Linked DNA regions of Homo sapiens: region 2 is linked to region 1. Evidence: read pairs that join two places in POLR2A ChIA-PET (ENCODE). Cell type or tissue: HepG2. All regions are shown on one strand. Each heading gives the region's core, and the rest is flanking DNA. Links, peaks and the distances in the headings are about the cores only. Region 1 overlaps RAPGEFL1 (Rap guanine nucleotide exchange factor like 1). Region 2 holds the start of LOC124904000 (a long non-coding RNA gene).

Evidence for each region. ChIA-PET counts read pairs that join two places held together with the same protein. Peaks named below come from ENCODE experiments on the same cell type or tissue, not always from the same donor. Only the 100,000 strongest peaks of a DNase experiment are listed, where the experiment ranks them.
Region 2: POLR2A ChIA-PET joins it to region 1 with 6 read pairs; 6 of 35 experiments call an interaction of 5 or more read pairs at or near these places.

What each region holds. Positions count from the first base shown.
Region 1 is chr17:40,182,699-40,189,018 of GRCh38, reverse strand. It overlaps RAPGEFL1 (Rap guanine nucleotide exchange factor like 1), which reads right to left. Exons shown (of 15, transcript NM_016339.6): 3 at 4,670-4,805; 4 at 4,341-4,438; 5 at 41-153. Among named protein-coding and RNA genes, the nearest start is that of MIR6867, 7.7 kb to the left of the region's middle. In HepG2, for the core only: no CTCF peak of the experiment used is centred there; a DNase peak (open chromatin) is centred at 3,688.
Region 2 is chr17:39,992,584-39,998,903 of GRCh38, reverse strand. PSMD3 (proteasome 26S subunit, non-ATPase 3) reads right to left here. Exons shown (of 12, transcript NM_002809.4): 7 at 3,836-3,950; 8 at 3,609-3,728; 9 at 3,377-3,480; 10 at 2,566-2,721; 11 at 1,524-1,574; 12 at 945-1,400. The coding sequence ends at 1,323. LOC124904000 (a long non-coding RNA gene) reads left to right here and starts at 3,957. Exons shown (of 3, transcript XR_007065751.1): 1 at 3,957-6,320. In HepG2, for the core only: no CTCF peak of the experiment used is centred there; no DNase peak of the experiment used is centred there.

The DNA of each region.
Region 1 (6,320 bases), core at 1,470-5,469:
CCACTCAGGACACCCTGCCCCTCCTAATGCCCACACTCACTCTCATCAGAGCCCCGGAAGGCCACCCGGGTCTGCAGACAGGAGTCTATCCGGCGGAAGTGGCGGAAGAGTGGCTTCACCTGCTTGCTGGGTGGCTGGTTCTCCTCTGGAATCCTGGCATGGACACAGCTGGGCATCAGCACGCCCTGCCAGGCATATGGACAACCAACACCAAGCAGGCAACATCAAGCAAGAATATCAGAATTGGGTCAAGGATGCACCAGCAGCAATTTCAGGTGGTTAAGGGGGTCAGAAGAGAGGACAATGAGCAGTATGGGATAATTATCCAAGTAACCCTAATCAAATGCCACCTCTTCCATGAATTCTTCTCTGATCCACCCCACCCACCAGGAAGGTCACTTTCTTCTCTCAACTACTATAGAACATTGGGATAATGTTTATGTTCACCTCTTATCTCTTCTATGAGATTGAGAGCTCTTGAGGACTGGGATTTGGTTCTTACTGAGTATCTTTTCATCCACCAGGGCCTAACACACTGCTTGACACATGGTAGGTAGTAGGTCAGCAGCTGTTTGCTGAATTTTGCTGAAAAGAACTTCACAGTCTAGGAAGGAGATAGACAGGCATACAGCTACTTCTAATACCAGGCAGGAGGTGTTGATAATATAACAAAGGTACCAGGAGAGTTATGCTGGTGTGGGGGAAGAAGAAAGCTATTCCTAAAAGGAAGATCTGGGAAGTTTTCATTGAGAAGATGGCATTTGACCTGGGCCTTGGAGGAAAGCAGGAAGAGAAGGAGGTGGAGGCCAGGTGCAGTGGCTCACACCTGTAATCCCAGCACTTTGGGAAGCTGAGGTGGGCAGATCACTTGAGGCCAGGAGTTCAAGACCAGCCTGGCCAACATGGTGAAACCCCGTCTCTACTAAAAACACAAAAATTAGCCAGGCGTAGTGGCGTGCACCTGTAATCCCAGCTACTTGGGAGGCTGAGGCAGGAGAATCGCTTGAACCCGGGAGGGGGAGGTTGCAGTGAGTTGAGATCACGCCATGCACTCCAGCCTGGCAACAGAGCAAGACTCCATCTCAAAAAAAAAAAAAAAAAAAAAAGGCCAGGCGCGGTGGCTCACGCCTGTAATCTCAGCACTTTGGGAGGCCAAGGCGGGCGGATCACGAGGTCAGGAGATCTAGACCATCCTGGCTAACACGATGAAACCCCGTCTCTACTAAAAAAAATATAAAAAATTAGCCGGGCGTGGTGGCAGGCGCCTGTAGTCCCAGCTACTCAGAAGGCTGAGGCAGGAGAATGGTGTGAACCTGGGAGGTAGAGCTTGCAGTGAGCCGAGATCACACCACTGCACTCCAGCCTGGGCGACAGAGCCAGGCTCTGTCTCAAAAAAAAAAGAAAACATGGTGGGAGGAGGGCATTCTGGGGTGGACAATATAACCGACCATGGGAAGTTCGAGAGCGCAGGAGTTGAGGTGTCATGGATGGAGGGGATGTAGGAGATGAGATGGGAAGGATCAGCAGAAGGCAGAAAGGGAAGGGTATTGAATGCTGGGATGTTTCACTTTCTCTTGGAAGCATGGGGAGCAGGGATGCCTTTGGAACAGGAGCATGAAAGATCTCTCTAGTGTCAGCACAGAGAAGGCAGAGAAGGATGCTAGACCACAAGCTGAGGCCTCCCTAAGGGTTGTGGTGGTGGGGACAAGAGAAGAGAGAAACTAAAAGGGCAGAATGGATTCATGGATGGATGGATACAGTGGTGTCCTGAAGCTGGTTCACACTGGCTCACAAGAGCATACTGTTAAGTTCTGGGGAATTTTACCAACTGTTTTTTAAAGAGCCATTAAAATATAAATAAACAAATATATCTCCATATATAAATATATATGTTTTATAAACTTATAGTCAGGCCAGGTGTGGTGGCTTACACCTAGAATCCCAACACTCTGGGAGGCCAAGGTGGGAGGATTGCTGGAGCCCAGCCTGGACAACATAATGAAACCGTCTCTATTAAAAAATAATAATACAAATTAATAAATAATACATAAAATTTATAATCAAATAAGTTGTTACCAAAAAAACAGTTTCCTTCCTGTTTTCACTACTTTTTTTTTTTTTTTTTTGAGACAGAGTCTTGCTCTGTTGTCAGGCTGGCGTGCAGTGCTGCAATCTCGGCTCACTGTAACCTCCACCTCCTGGATTCAAGCAATTCTCCTGCCTCAGCCTCCCGTGTAGCTGGGATTACAGGTGTGTACCACCACGCCCGGCTAATTTTTGTATTTTTAGTACAGACAGGGTTTCACCGTGTTGGCCAGGATGGTCTCGATCTCTTGACCTCATTCTGCCTGCCTCGGCCTCCCAAAGTGCTGGGATTACAGGCATGAGCCACCACACCCAGCCCACCTCTTTTTTTTTTTTTTTTTTTTTTTTTTTTTTTTTTTGAGACGGAGTCTCGCTCTGTCGCCCAGGCCGGACTGCGGACTGCAGTGGCGCAATCTCGGCTCACTGCAAACTCCGCTTCCCGGGTTCACGCCATTCTCCTGCCTCAGCCTCCCGAGTAGCTGGGACTGCAGGCGCCCGCCACCGCGCCCGGCTAATTTTTTGTATTTTTAGTAGAGACGGGGTTTCACCTTGTTAGCCAGGATGGTCTCGATCTCCTGACCTCATGATCCACCCGCCTCGGCCTCCCAAAGTGCTGGGATTACAGGCGTGAGCCACCGCGCCCGGCCTTTTTTTTTTTTTTGAGACGGAGTCCACTCTGTCACCCAGGCTGGAATGCAGTGATGCAATCTTGGCTCACTACAACCTCTGCCTCCTGGATTCAAGACATTCTCCTGCCTCAGCCTCTTGAGTAGCTGGGATTACAGGCATGTGCCACCATGCCTGGCTAATTTTTGTATTTTTAGTAGAGATGGGGTTTCACCATGTTGGTCAGGCTGGTCTCGAACTCCTGATCTCATGATCTGCCTCTCATGATCTGCCTGCCTCAGCCTCCCAAAGTGCTGGGATTACAGGCGTGAGCCACCGCACCCGGCCTTTTTTTTTTTCTTTAGAGACGGAGTCTCGCTCTGTCACCCAGGCTGTAGTGCAGTAAGGTGATTTCAGCTCACTGCAACCTCCATCTCCTGGGTTCAAGCAATTCTCCTGCCTCAGCCTCCTGAGTAGCTGGGACTACAGGCACGTACCACCACCCCCAGCTAATTTTTCTTTTCTTTTTTTTTTTTTTTTTTTTGAGACAGAATCTCACTCTGTCGCCCAGGCTGGAGTGCAGTGGCATGATCTCAGCTCACTGCAACCTCCACCTCCTGGATTCAAGCAATTCTTCTGCCTCACCCTCCCAAGTAGCTGGGACTACAGGAGCGCCCTACCACGCCCAGCTAATTTTTGTATTTTTAGTAGAGACAGGGTTTCACCATATTGGCCGGGCTGCTCTCAAACTCCTGACCTCATGATCTGCCTGCCTTGGCACACAGCCTTTTTTTTTTTTTTTTTTTTTGTAGTGGAGACAGGGTTTCACAATGTTAGCCAGGCTGGTCTTGAACTCCTGACCTTAAGTGCTCCACCCATCTTGACCTCCCAAAGTGCTGGGATTACAGGCATAAGCCACCTTGCCCAGCCATTTTACTACCTTTTACTACATCTACTGTATGGTGGAGATACTACATAACAGCCTGTGCTGCATGTCTCTTCCCAACTCCTCTTTCAGTGTTGTCACATTGGTAGCTTGAAATCAGCCATGGTGACAGAGTTTACACTGTAGGAATCAGCAAAAGCTACAAATCAGGGCTCTTTCTCCTGCAGCACTGGTTGTTAAATATTTACCAGTACACCACTGGATTATCAGACAAATGAATGGGAGAATGGACAAAAAAGTGACTGGAGACAGTGCTTTGTGCCACCCTTCAGTGAGAGAAAGGAGCTGAAATAAAACCATATTGGAAGCCAGACACAGTGGCTCACACCTGTAATCCCAGCACTTTGGGAGGCTGAGGCAGGCAGATCACTTGAGGCCAGGAGTTCAAGAACAGCCTGGCCAACATGGTGAAACCCATCTCTACTAAAAGTACAAAAATTAGCTGGGCATGGTGCACCCCTGTAATCCCAGCTACTCAGGAGGCTGAGGCATGAGAATCACTTCAACCCAAGAGGTGGAGGTTGCTGTGAGCCGAGATCGCACCACTGCTCTCCAGCCTAGGCGACAAAGTGAGACTCTGTCTCAAAACAAACAAACAAACAAGCAAATCCATATTGCAGCCAATAGGCCAGAGGCAGCCCCTGTAGTAGAGGAACGCAGGGGACCACTTTCCTGTTCCCGCCCCTGCCCCACTCCCCCTCACTTTAGTTCCACCGTCTCCACCAGCTGGTGCAGCCTCAGAGTGTCCTCTCGGAGGCCCTGGTAAAGGGACTCGTCCTTCATAATTAGCAGGTATAGATCCTGGAGAGAGGAGGACAAAGAAGGTGAAGGAAGGGGTCTCATTCCAAGGGCTACTCTCTGCAGGGGCCGGGCAAGGTCTCCATACCTTTAAGCACAGGAGAGCCATATAAGCTAAGGCCCCCTGGCATCTCTTCCTTCCAGGTACCCAGAATGAGAAGTATGGCTCCTTCACAGGGGCCCCCTTCCAGAGCTAATAGCCTGTTTACCCACCTTCTCTTCCCCCAGGCCCACCTTGATGATGTGGCCGGCCCCCTCTTCCTCTTGAAGCAGCCCCTGGTAGGTGTCCAAGAAATGGAGAAGCATGGCTAGACAGGCTTGCTTCCGGCCCAGCCCTTCAGGGCCCTCCATGCCTCCTGCCCGAACAAAGCTGACCCTTAAGTTAAGAAAAATCCCTACGCAAGCAGACCTGAGGAATTGAGAAGAAAGATGGGAGGCTAGGCTGGGCGCAGTGGCTCACGCCTATAATCCCAGCAGTTTGGGAAGCTGAGGCGGGCGGATCACCTGAGGTCAGGAGTTCGAGACCAGTCTGGCCAACATGGTGAAACGAAGACTCTACTAAAAATACAAAAATTAGACGGGCATGGTGGTGTGCACCTGTAATCCCAGCTACTCTGGAGGCTGAGGCACAAGAATCGTTTGAACCTGGGAGGCAGAGGTTGCAGTGAGCCAAAGTCGCACCATTGCACTCCAGCCTGGGCGACAGAGAATGACTCTGTCTCAAAAAAAAAAAAAAAAAAAAAAAAAAGGCAAAAAAAAAAAAGGCCAGGCGCGGTGGCTCACACCTGTAATCCCAGCCCTTTGCAAGGCTGAGGCAGGTGGATCACTTAAGGTCAGGAATTTGAGACCATCCTGGTCAACATGGTGAAACCTCATCTCTACTAAAAATACAAAAAATTAGCTGGGAGTGGTGGCGTACACCTGTAATCCCAGCTACTCGGGAGGCTGAGGCAAGATAATCACTTGAACCCGGGAGGCGGAGGTTGCAGTGAGCCGAGGTCAGGCCATTGCACTCCAGCCTGGGCAATAAGAGCAAAACTCCATCTCAAAAAAAAAAAAAAAAAAGAAAAGAAAAGAAAAGAAAGATGGGAGGCTAAATTGCCCCCAAGTATTCTCTAGATTTGGGGCCAGAGAGAAAGGAGTTTCGGTGGTCCTGAAGCCAAGACCTCCTCATGCCCCAGCCCAGGCTTTTGCTTAGAGTAGGTAGCGATGACCACTTGACCACATCCAGCTCCTGCAGGTTAGACAGGTTAGATTTTCACTTGAGGATACCCTGCCCAGACCCATCCAACCTCTGACCAGCCCAGGGCCTGGAGCTCACAGTGCGCCTAATAAATGCCAATGGTGTTTACCACAAACCTGACTATACCTCACTGGAAGGCCTGATGTTTCTAAGACAGCTTGTTACTTTTATTTATTTATTTATTTATTTATTTGAGAGGGAGTCTCACTCTGTTGCCCAGGCTGGAGTGCAATGGCATGATCTCAGCTCACTGCAACCTCTGCCTCCTGGGTTCAAGCGATTCTCCTGCCTCAGGTTCCTGAGTAGCTGAGATTACAGGTGCCTGCCACCAAACCCGGCTAATTTTTTGTGTTTTAGTAGAGACGGAGTTTCACCTTGTTGGCCAGGCTGATCTCGAACTCCTGCCCTCAAGTGATCCACCCGCCCCAGCCTCCCAAAGTGCTGTGATTAAAGTCATATGCCACCGTGCCTGGCTGGGAGCCTGTAACATTCTACTCAGTGGTCTGACATTTACAATTAGGTCCTAAAATAACTCTGTGAGAGGCCCATGCTTACATGAGACCCTATGAATAGCCCATCCAGTGGCTCCTCTCTAGCGGACCCTACTGAAGCACAACCATGGCCTGATGTTTACATCAGACC
Region 2 (6,320 bases), core at 1-4,000, 190 kb after region 1:
CCCATGTTGTCCAAGCTGGTCCTGAACTCCTGACCTCAGGTGATCCACCTGCCTCGGCCTGCCAAAGTGCTGGGATTACAAGCGCGAGCCACCGTGCCCGGCTAAGTTCACCATCCTATATGGGTGCAATTTGTGGTGCCCCAACAATGACAATAGTAACATCAAAGATCACCGATCACACATCACCATAACAGATATAATGAAAAAGTTTGAGATATCGAGAGGATTTACCAAAATGTGACCCAGAGACGCTAAGTGAGCACATGCTGTTGGGAAAATGGCACCGACAGATTTGCTTGATGCAGTGTTGCCAGAAACCTTCAATTTGTCCTTTTCTTTTTCTTTTGAGACACAGTCTCACTCTGTTGCCCAGGCTGGAGTGCAGTGGCGAGATCTTGGCTCACTGCATGCTCCACCTCCCGGGTTCAAGCAATTCTCCTGCTTCAGCCTCCCAAGTAGCTGGGATTACAGGCGCCTGCCTCCATGCCCAGCTGATTTTTTTATTTTTAGTAGAGACGGGGTTTTGCCATGTTGGCCAGGCTGGTCTCAAACTCCTGACCTTTAGTGATCCGCCCACCTTAGCCTCCCAAAGTGTTGGGATTACAGGCATGAGCCACCATGCCTGGCCAAACCTTCAATTTGTAAAAACTGCAATAACCGTGAAGCACCATGAGGTGTATTGGGAGATGAAGGTCTGCAGCTGGTGATGGACACATGGTACACCTTTCCTAACAAGACCTTACCAAAGCCACACAAGTACGAAAAGAGAGTAAACCTAGGCCCCCGACCCCAGGTCAGGGTCCCTTCATCCTCCCCTGGGCACCTCCCCATCTGCAGACCCATCGCCCTCAGATTACACACCTGGGGCTAGTACTCTAAGGCCAAAAAACCCAAAATCTGAGCCTGCCAATACTGCAGTGAAGTATAGTAACTGATGCACAAAGCACTGTGGAGAACTTTTTATTGTTTAAAAATCATAATCGAAGCTTCAAAAAACATACAAGCCAAGACATCCCAGTTCTAGTCCCCCACTCCCTAAAGGAGTACACAGAACTATCCTTCCCCTCCTGCTCCCACACTGCTGGCCAGGACCCTGCCCGGGGAGGTTGCCTGCCCACCCTCCTGCCTGCTGTACAGTAAGTCACCGGCTGGGGAGGAGCCCTGGGGGAGGTCAGGGTGGCTGGCTCCCAGCACCCCCACCCCCTGCACGAATGCAGCATATGAGCTGTGTGTGGGAAAATGGGGACAGTGCCCTGGGCAGGGGACCCCCAAGGGGGAAAGAGCCTGTCCCCATTCCCCCTACCCCTCCCCAGCCCCCCAGCTCAAGGGAAGCTGTCATCATCATCTTCTGCCATCTCCTTGGCAAACTCCAAGTCCTGCTGTTCTCGCTCACGCCGTTCCTGGGGAGAGAGGCAAGTGAGGCCAAAGCTTCAGAGCAGCTCAGCCCTTCCAGACACTCGCCCGACTCCCCTTCTGTGTGGAAGTTTGACCTTTCGGTCTCACCCAGAAAGCAGAGAGCTTACCTCTGCAGACTCCAAGTCCTTGTTGTACGATTTGGGAGGAAACCTCATGGCCTGGGGCACAGCAAAGAGAGGAGATGAGCGAGGGAAGGAAGCAGGTGAGGCACTCACGCAACCTGCACTCCCTGCGTCCCCTCTGTGAGCTAGACACCAGGCAGGAAGCGGCGGGCCCCTCTCCAGTTAGTCTAGTGGGGGGCTAGGCATCAAAGGAATTATTACAGTGCCCTGTGGGAAATGCTGAAAAAAGAGGAATAAACGACCAACTCTCTTGACTGGGCAGGGAGGAGGAAAAGGAGGAACACAGTGGATGTGGCAACGGGGAGAGGCCTTCCCGGTGGAGGATTCCATGTGGGAGGGGCCTGGCCTGCACCCAGTGGGCTGGCTGCTGGGTGGTGGGGCAGGAGTGGGAGGGGAGGCTTGACCTAAGGGACCAGGTCACAAAGGGCCTTGCATGTCACGTGGAGTAGGGCTTAGCCAGATTTTAAGCAAGGCAGCAATATCCTAGTTTCCTCGGAGGAGACCAGAAAAAAACATGGCAAGCAAATAGTAACAGCGCCAAACTCAGTGCTTAACTGAGGATAAGGGCTCACCCTTTTGTGGAGCTAGATACCAGCGCCATCTTTTTTACAATTTAGACTTCGCTAAGTGCCTCAATACAGGGACTTCTTTTAATCTTACCAACCCTGTGAAGCAAGCAAGACAGGTAACACCTCCCTATCAGCTTCAGAGATGGAGAAACAGAGCTTTGAGAAGTTAAATGCCTCAAATTTGGAACCAAATGTAGAACCCCGCCCTCTGAATCCCTGCCTGGTCCTCCCTGGTGACCACATCATCCCTTAAACGCAATAGGAGAGGGCAACTGGCTATGGAACTATGGCCAAGTCCCCTCCCCATTCTGGGCCCCCTGTGCTGCAGCTCAGTGATTTTACAGAGATTGGCTGGGACGTGGGCCACAAATTAAGCCAGTCTTCTCTGAGGAATCCATGAGTGTGGAGGGAGGGGTGTGCTGCTGCCAGGCGTGACTCTGCAGCCACGGGCTTCTCACCTTGACAGACATGTTGTGGATATCTAGGCAGAAGGAGATGCGCTGGTGGAAGGCTAGCTGGGGCTCTCGGGTGGAATAGATGTCAATCATCTCCTTGGATTGGACATAGCCCTTCTCGTGGTTGATGCTGGCCTCAATGACACCATCCCGGATGGCCTGCAGGCCCCCAAAGAGGAAAGTTCACCAGCACACCCAGCTTCTTCTTTTTTTTTTTTTTTGAGATGGAGTCTCGCTCTGTCACCCAGGCAGGAGAGTGCGGTGGTGCGATCTCAGCTCACTGCAACCTTTACCTCCCGGGTTCAAGCGATTCTCCTGCCTCAGCCTCCCAAGTAGCTGGGATTACAGGAACCTGCCACCAGGCCTGGCTAATTTTTGTATTTTCAGTAGAGATGGGGTTTCGCCAAGTTGGCCAGGCTTGTCTCAAACTCCTGACCTCAGGTGATCTGCCCATGTCAGCCTCCCAAAGTGCTGGGATTACAGGCATGAGCCACTGCGCCTGGCCCAGCACGCCCATCTTCTAAGTCAGAGAACATCTTGTTCCATCCCATTCCTCTGCCCTCCTTATATTCTCACACTCACAGGCACTATCATAAACTCAACATGTGCACACACCTACACTCACACACTCACATGCACATCCATGCTCTCTCTGGCAACTTCTTGGCTTCACTGCAAATGACGGGCACGCCCTGAAATGACTATGCCATTGCTTTACCTATTCCCCTCCTTGGCCAAACTCCTCCCACTCCTGCCTCCTGAGATTGGCAGGAAAGTGACAACCTGGTCACTGTGGTTCCTGAACCAGCCCCACCTTGGCAACAATGAACTCTGCATCTTCGGGGCTATCCAACTGCAGCTTCTGGGCGATGTCAGCCAAGGAGATTCGGGAATAGGAGAGGCTGATCATGCGTACACCTGGGAGAGGAAGGAGCGATGGGGTGGGCAGAGTGGACACAGACCCTTCACTTGCCCAAGGATACCCACTAGGTTTGCCCTGGCCTGGCTTCTGCTCCTCCAACAGCCCCTCAGATCCTGATCCACACCTGTCTTAATCACGTTGTGCCGCAGCCGGATAATTAGGGTGTAGGTCCCATCTGCTTGAAACTTCTCCCCAAACTGATCCAGGACCTGGTTGAACTTGGCTAGGTTTCCTGTCCTGACAGCTGCAGGCAGAACAGGAGTAGATTGGATGATGCAAATAGGCACAGGCATGTAAGAGGCCCCACTGAAGGGGGCCTAGTGGGCTCTGGGGTGGGGAAGCCAGCCTTACCTTGAGTCAGAAGGAAATAGGGCATGAGTGAGCGCTTGAGGGAGGGCTGGCGGAACTGCAGCCGGTCAGGGATCTCCCCCAGCAACAGCTCCACCACGATGAGAAGCTTGTGCACCTGGACAGAGTGACAGGGGAACACAGTGGGCAGGGAGCCCCATGGGCGGAAGAAGAAAATGAAATGTGGCCTAAATTCTGCCAGATGTAGTGGGAAACAGGGAAAGGGATCACTGTTTAGGCCCAGAGAGAGGAGGAAGCCCTGAAAACCTGTGCTGGGCATAGAATCCAAGCTCTGCCTTTGGAGCCGGGTGCTGGGAATGTGGCCCTTTGGTCACATTTGGTCGCAGAGCCGTCAGCTGCATTTCACCTGGCCACCCCGCGCGTAGTCTGCTCTGAAATGACAGTGCTCTAAAGTGAGGCCAGAAGGGCGGGTGCTGTGGCTCAGCAACAGCGAGGGACCAGGGCTCACAGGCCTGGAGAACGGAACGTGTGTCAGCCAGAGATGCTCATTAGGGAGGCGGACTGTTACTAGAGGAGAGGAGGTCATCAGTGGGTAGAACTCATTATCTGGGTAGAGGCATAAGTGCAGGAAGGGGCCTGGCTTCAGTGAATGAGCAGAGTATCCAGACATAGAAGGGTAACTGGAAACCTGGACCTGTCTTCCTCTACAGGACTGTGAAGTATTTCCGAGTGGTGCTGACCGTGGGTGGAGTCAGCATCGCGGAAGAACTACAGTGGAGGGAATGACGCCCCCCAACTCAGGAGTTCACCAGCAAACAGGAGGCACGGAACACAAAGCAGCTAAATCGTGGGGCAGCAAGTGTCACAGGAGACAGGGGTTACAACGGGAGTGTGTGATCACACCTACGGCCAGGCAGACCCTTCACCCTCCACAGGCACCCATGAGGCTGCCCTGTCCACTGGAATAACTCATGTGTGAGGGGAAATCCCTGGAAATGGTTAATTTATGAAGTGCCTTAAGGAGTCTGACAAAGCAGAAAAAGGAGGAGGGTCAAGGGTACAGATTGAAAAAGAGGCAGAAAAGTGTGGGTGCCTGGGGAGCTGTTAGGAAAGAGACAGTTGGGACCGCAGTCTGGGGACTATGCCATTGCCATTTTGTGTGCCAGGCTGAGCAGTATAAAGTCTGCACGTAGAACACTTGGTGTCTAGTCTCTATTCACTAGCTAGGAAACACTGAGCAACTGGGTCCTTAGTTCCTCATCTCTAAAACTACCAAATAACAATAACAATACCTAGCCTGTCTACCTCACAAGACCGTTATGATACCCTACAGCAGTGGGGAGCAATGGAAGCTTCCCAGGCAAGGGAAGGACAGAGCTGGAGCTCTGCTTAGTAAGGCAAGTGAATGTAAGCTGGGCTGCTGGAGAGGAAGATGACCAGGCAGAAGTGTCTGGGAATGTTAGTGGCTCAAACCATGGCACTGGCAATATGAAGGAACAGGCAAACACAGAAGATGTGCAGACAATTCAACAGACGACCAAGTGATGGGAAGGAGGATGGGGGAGAGTCAGAGATGATCCCAAGGCCCTGATCTGGATCGGGAAAGCAGGAGGAAGGAATGGTAAGGGGGCCAGGAGGGATCTCTTTGGGACACGCTGTAGAGAGAGACATGGGGAGTGGGAGGGGGAGCTGGATCTGCAGGCCTGATGCTCGTGAGAGGGGTCAGAGTTAGTGTTATGGGCTAAACTGCATCCCCCTCAAGTTCATGTTAGAGACCTAAACCCCAGTACCTCAGAATGGGACTCTATTTGGACACAGGGCCTTTAAAGAGGTAATTATGGTAAAGTGAGGTCATATGGGTGGACCCTAATCCTACATGACTATTGTCCTTCTAAGACAAAAGCAGGACACAGACACGCACAGAGGGAAGACCATGTGAAAACACCAGGAGACGGCCATCGACAAGCAGACGAGAGAGGCCCTCAGAAGAAACCAATCGTGTCACACTTTGCTGTTGGACTTAGAGCCTCCAGAATTGTGATGAAATCAATTTCGGTTGTTTAAGCCGCCAAGTCTGTGGGACCTTGCGGTGGCAGTGCCAGCAGAGTAACGGAGTTAGTAATGTACAGGCTGAAGAGCATCATGCAGGCGAGCGCTGAAGCTGGGAAAGCAAACAAGGTCACTCAAGGAGAGAATGAGGGTTTTACTATCGACAGAGAAGCTCTCAGAGTGCTCTGCTGAGGCCCAGGTGGTGAGAAGGAGCAGAGAGAACACTGGAGGGAAGGGGCTGGCCAGTGCACTGTTGGGGAGGGAGCCAGGGGAGACAGGAACGGCCGCCTGAGAGAGGAAGCAGCAGGGCTGGGGGTTTTCTTCCCGGAGACTGAAGCAAACAGGTGATGGGCCAAGGCTAGAAGAGAGAGGAAGGAGTGTGATGGAAAACACAGGTAGTGAAGCTGGTGTTAAGTAAAGACAGGGAGGGTGAAAATGGGCGGAGAGAGACATTCAAGTTTACAAGAGACAAGGTGGC